2 separate regions of the Homo sapiens genome follow, and region 1 is linked to region 2. A link is an interaction called in ENCODE POLR2A ChIA-PET data of the cell type or tissue named here. Cell type or tissue: A673. All regions are shown on one strand. Each heading gives the region's core, and the rest is flanking DNA. Links, peaks and the distances in the headings are about the cores only.

What was found. ChIA-PET counts read pairs that join two places held together with the same protein. Peaks named below come from ENCODE experiments on the same cell type or tissue, not always from the same donor. Only the 100,000 strongest peaks of a DNase experiment are listed, where the experiment ranks them.
Region 1: POLR2A ChIA-PET joins it to region 2 with 5 read pairs; 2 of 35 experiments call an interaction of 5 or more read pairs at or near these places.

Annotation. Positions count from the first base shown.
Region 1 is chr2:71,875,586-71,878,397 of GRCh38, reverse strand. No RefSeq gene overlaps it. Among named protein-coding and RNA genes, the nearest start is that of CYP26B1, 270 kb to the left of the region's middle. In A673, for the core only: no CTCF peak of the experiment used is centred there; no DNase peak of the experiment used is centred there.
Region 2 is chr2:71,748,220-71,751,031 of GRCh38, reverse strand. No RefSeq gene overlaps it. Among named protein-coding and RNA genes, the nearest start is that of DYSF, 280 kb to the right of the region's middle. In A673, for the core only: no CTCF peak of the experiment used is centred there; a DNase peak (open chromatin) is centred at 1,241.

The DNA of each region.
Region 1 (2,812 bases), core at 305-2,804, 130 kb before region 2:
CAATGTCAACCTCTGTACCCACTTCATGGTAGGGGATCCCTATGATTTCTAGACACAACAAACTCATCCCTGCTTTTGGGACACTTCTCCACCCCAGCCTGCGTTGCCTAGATACCTGCTACATACCTGTCCAGGCTCAGTTCAGATATGACTCTTCTAGGAAGCCTTCATGGACTGCCCGCCTCACAAAATTTGTGTCAGGCACCCATGTTCCTCTGTGCTCCCACAGCCCCCTGGGGATCTCATGCTGTAGCATTTGTTCCTCTCCGTTGACATTGCTGAGATGACCACATGAACTCTATGGCCTGCCTGCTACCCTGTGAACCCCGCACAGAGTGCTGGGGAAGAGATGAAGAAGGCACAGTCTCATCCATCCCCAGTTTCTAGGATGTCTTGTCCGTGTGTTAGTGCTATAACTGAACACCACAGACTGCACAATTTATAAAGAATAGATATTTATTCAGCACATTTTCCTGGAGGCTAGGAAGTCCAAGAGCATTGGCACCTGCTTCTGGTGAGGGCCCACCTGCTGCGCCATGACACAGCGGGAGGCATCACGTGGTGAGACAGAGCAGGCGCACTTGCTCAGGTCTTCTTCCTTCCTTCCTTCCTTCCTTTCTTTCTCTCTCTCTCTGTCTTTCTTTCTCTCTTTCTTTACTCTCATTCTGTCACCCAGGCTGGAGTGCAGTGGTGCAGTCTCAGCTCACTGCAGCCTCCACTTCCCAGGTTGAAGCAATTCTTGTGCCTCAGCCTCCCCAGTAGCTGGGATTACAGGCGCCTACCACTGTGCCCAGCTAATTTTTCTGTATTTTTAGTATAGACGGGGTTTTACCATGTTAGCCAGGCTGATCTCGAACTGCTGACGTCAGGCGATCTCGAACTCCTGACCTCAGGTGATCCGCCTGCCTCAGCCTCCCAAAGTGCTGGGATTACAGGCATGAGCTGCCGCAGGAGGCCTCTTCCTGTTTTTATAAAGCTATCAGTCCTATTGTGGAGGCCCCACCCTGATGACCTTATCTAATCCTAATTCCCTCCCAAAGGTCCCACTTCCAAATACCATCAACGTATACATTTGGGCATTCAGTTTCCAATACATGAAATTTGGAGACACATTCAAACTACAGCACAGAGAAAGGCAAATATCTAAATTACTGTTAGAGAATGATGGCCTCACTCATGCCTGTGGTTGACCTGCCAGCAACTTTTCCTTCAGCTTTATCACCATCATCATGACGGTCACCAACCCCATCTTTTAGTACAGCTGTATTGAGGTATAACTGAGCATATAATAAGCAGCACCTATTTTAGGTGCCCAGTTTGATCATGTCTGACATATACATACATCTGTGAAACCATCACCACAATCAAGATAATGAACATATTCATCATCTCCAAAAGTTTCCTCCTGCTCCTTGGTAATCCCTCCCTCCCTCCCCTCCAACTTCCACTCCTTGTCCCTGGCAGCCACTGCTTTGCTTTCTGTCACTATAGATTAGTTTGCATTTTCCAGAGCTTTATATAAATGGAATCATACAACATGTACTCTTTTTCCTGGCTTCTTTCACTTAGCATAATTATTTTGAGATTCTTCCAAGCTGTTGCATGAATCAGTAGTTCATTCCTTTTAATTGCTGACTAATGTTCCATGGGATAGATATACCAGAATTTGTTTATCCACGCACCTGTTGATGAATATTTGGGGTTTTTCCAGTTTGGGGCTATTACAAATAAAGTTGCTCAACATCTGCGTATGAGTCTTTGCACAACTTTGTATAGACATATGCTCTCATTTCCCTCATCACTGCCTCCCCGCATGGACACCTCCAATGTGGGAGCAGGGACCCTGGTTGGGAGGACATCCTGAGAGGGATGTGGGAGAGGAGGAAGGTGGGAAACACCTTGCTGAGGCCTGGCTGGGGCCTTGTACAGGCCCCCAGGGGGAGAGGTGGGGCATCCTGGGAGGTGCCAGCTTTCACACACCCCACACACCCCTTAGGGGCTCCTGACTCGTCCTCCCCAGGGTCTCTGCCTCCACAGGTGGCTGCTTATGGAGCAAAGTTTTAGAAGCTTCCTCACTTGTCCCCCATTTAGAATGGAGAAATATCCACCAGCACCATTCTATTCCCACTGGGCAGAAGGCAGGGACCCTGCCTTCCCTCCCCAAGATTGACATCCTTCATTCCTAAGGGCGCACACACACACACACACACACACACACACACACACACACACCCTCTGCAGCAGAGGGACAGGAGCTGCCGGGCTGAGGGCTTAGAAGGTAAGAAGTCCCTCAGACTCCCTGCAGGTTCTGGCTGGGAGGTGGAGTTGACCTGAGATTCCTGCTCTCACCTGGAAGCAGCTGCCCAGCCCAGCCTCAGGTGACCGAGTGGCAGCTGACATACTGAGGAACTCGAGAAAGCCCATCGCTTTCCTGGCTGCTTTTAATCCCTCAGTCTCTCCCTCTTCCCCTGGACCTGAGGTCCAAAAATCCTTTGTGCCCCTAAACCTCCCACATTGGGCCTCCCTGAACTCTTCCCCACCTGGACAAACCCCAATTCAAACCCCTCTCCCTCCAGCTAGCCCAGCCACGAGCTACCCCCTTCCTTCACTTCAGGGCCTCCCCATCTTCAAAGTGAGCCATTGCTGTCCTTGGGCCCATTCCCAAGGCCATTCTTGCTTTCCTCCCCCTTTAAGAAGTTTCCTTTGATCAACTCAAGTCAAATCAACCTGATTTGCCAAACTTTGCCCTTTTTCCCCCGAGGCCTGTGTCCTGAGGCGGCCCCCTTGCAGAGCCTCAAGGAGAGAGAATGGG
Region 2 (2,812 bases), core at 204-2,703:
GTTCATACTCCTTCCCAAATCCATCTTTCAGGTCTCACCTCCAGCACGAAATCTTAACCTCCCAACTTGCAGGGTCATCTCCTTTTCAGGACAGCAGTACCTTCAGACTTGTCTAACCCACAGCCCATCATATCTCTGGGTGTTTCTCCAGACAGCTTTGGGAGAGAAAGCACAAGACTATGCCTTTCTATTTACTTTAGATCATAACAGTGAGCAATGAGGGCATTTAAAGACCCCCAAACAGGGGCTGAATTTGTTGAATTGCTTGACTCACCTCTCAGCAAATGCCTTCCCATGTGTCCTCTTCCCAGCTGAACTGTGAGCTGCCTGGGAAAGCCAGTGCCTGACTCTTCGTATCTGTGTTCACAGCTCAGAGCACAGCAGGGCCACTTAGTAGGTTCCAATAAATGCTTATTGAACAAATGAATGAATTTAATGATTTGTATATTTTACTAATAGTTCTTGCCCTCCTTAGGTGATGTTAGCACAGCAAAGCTTGGTTAAATTACACTAAGGTAGTGGTTCTTAATGTGTGATTCCTGGACCAGCAGCATCAGCATCACCTGGAAACTTGTTAGAAATGCCAGTTCTCAGACTCCACCTGAGAACTGCTGAATCAGAAACATTGGGGGTGGGGCCCAGCAATCTGTGTTTAGACAAGCCCTGCAGGCAATTCTGATGCACGCTCAAGTCTGAAGACCACTGCACTGTTTCTTCTCACACACATGGCTATATCTTGCCGTGCATTTTTCTCACACACAGGTATTAGTGAGTGAGGTAAAGTAACCACTGCAAAAAGTAAGACTAGCTCATAGGGGCCCTCATTGCCAGATGGCAGGACTTTAGGCAGATAATTTGCTCTAAAGAAATGTGATCTGATATTTTTAAGTCCTGTTAAGAAATTCCTCTGGCATTCTGGCAGGAACCGTGGCCTTCAGCCATGATTAAAGGTAGCCAGGTTAGACAAGAGGAAGGTTGCTGGACCTGAGTAACCAAGGGAAGACCTAGAATCTCACCACTGAAATGCAAGGGAGTGGACAAGATGATTCATGGGGCCACACACCAGACCTAAAGAGCAAGCGTCAGATTCCTGTTCAGAACCCATCCTGCCTGCCAAACACCTCTCCTGTCCTGGCAGCTGCTGCTCTTCCCCCACCACCCTTCCCTCAGTCTTCATCCTCCATGGCCGAGCCAGCAGCTAGCTCCAGCAGCAGATTTATGACTTACCACCATGAATAATGCAGCAGCCTAGCTCTCAAGGCAGAAGCTTCTCGGCAGTCCATAAATCACTACTGACACTGTGCCAGGCTCCTTAATCAGCTGTCCCCAGGGCACCTCAGCAGAGGGAAAGAGGGCACCCTGGCCACATCCAGTACCCCATTAATAAGGCCCAACGCTACAGCAGCTGACCCCTCCCTTCAAGCCTCACAGTCCTCACATCATGGCCCTGCAGGGGAGGACATAGAGGAGACACAGCGTTTGATCCGGAAGCCCCAGCACACACCCATGTGTGAGTATCTGCTCTAGAGCTCAGGGCCACAGTGTGAGGCTGTACAGGTCATGCATTCATTGCATGATGGTCCCAGTAGCCCAGATAGCACCCAGCAAGCTTTGTGCTAGCTCAGGGCTATACCCAGCCAGAGGGGGTATCTATTTCTGATTTCCACAAAGGTGTGATCTTTGTCCACAGTTGCAGTGATGAGCGCACACCTAAATTCCCACCTCCTTCCTTGCCCCACCTTCCCTACCTCAGGACACTGGTCCTGCCTCCTTCTAGAACCCCAGTCTCCCCAGCTGCTTTTCCTTCTCCTGGCCTATAAGCTAAGGCCCTGCCCCCCATGCCCCATCATCTTTAGGCACTGACTATGTAACAGGATTTTTCAGTGCCATTTGCCCCAGACTCACCACCACCTGTAAACTACTAGAAATGGGATGCCCAGAGCTGACGCTGCTGCAGATTGCTGCAGTCTGCAGACACACAGAGCCATGGACATGACTTTCCCTGAGACAGCCTGCAGCAGGGTCATCGTGAATTCCCTGATAGGCAGGTCAGGGCAGCCCCTTGCTGTGAGTAACTAGACAATAGATGACCCCCAACCAATAGCAGAGTATTCAAATTCTCTCCAGTATATTTGCCTTCCAAGTGGTGTACATTTCCTACCAAGACCCTTCAGGCAAGTTTTAACCAAAATCTAGCAGAAAGACCTTCTCAGATTAAGAGATAATTCTCAACCCACTAAAATCTGATTCAGGAATCTACTAATGATTCTTATTCTTCATTGGGAAGAATGATATTACTCATAATAAAAGGGTATGTTTGGGATGCGGGTGGGGGGTATGCACAGGGGAGCGGACATCTGAAAATAGAGTTAAGAATTCTAGAAATGCATGAAGTTCCCGAACCATGTCTCCTATCACATGACCCACATGGAAAATTGGACCAAAGCAGAGAGACACAGCTTCCCCTGGGAGGCGGGAAGGCTGGAAAGCAGAGGGCCGAGCATCCCTGGGAATGGCGATTCCCTTGGACGTGCGGTTTCATGAATGAGCCAGGTTGCCTGCTCTGGGAAGAGCCTCTGAGGCCCCAGAGGTCATAGGGGCAGCCAACCCTGGCCACAGCAGGCCATTTCCTGCTTTGGCCACACTCCCTTCCCCAGCCACTGCTGACTCCAAGCATTACATGACTCAGCACCCAGAGCCACTGACCAGTGAGTTTATCAGCAACCCTGGGAAGGCCTAGGTACCCAGAAGTCCCCAAGTTCACTAATACCCACTGGCTACCTGTGAAATGATGCCCTTGTCCTGTTGGAGA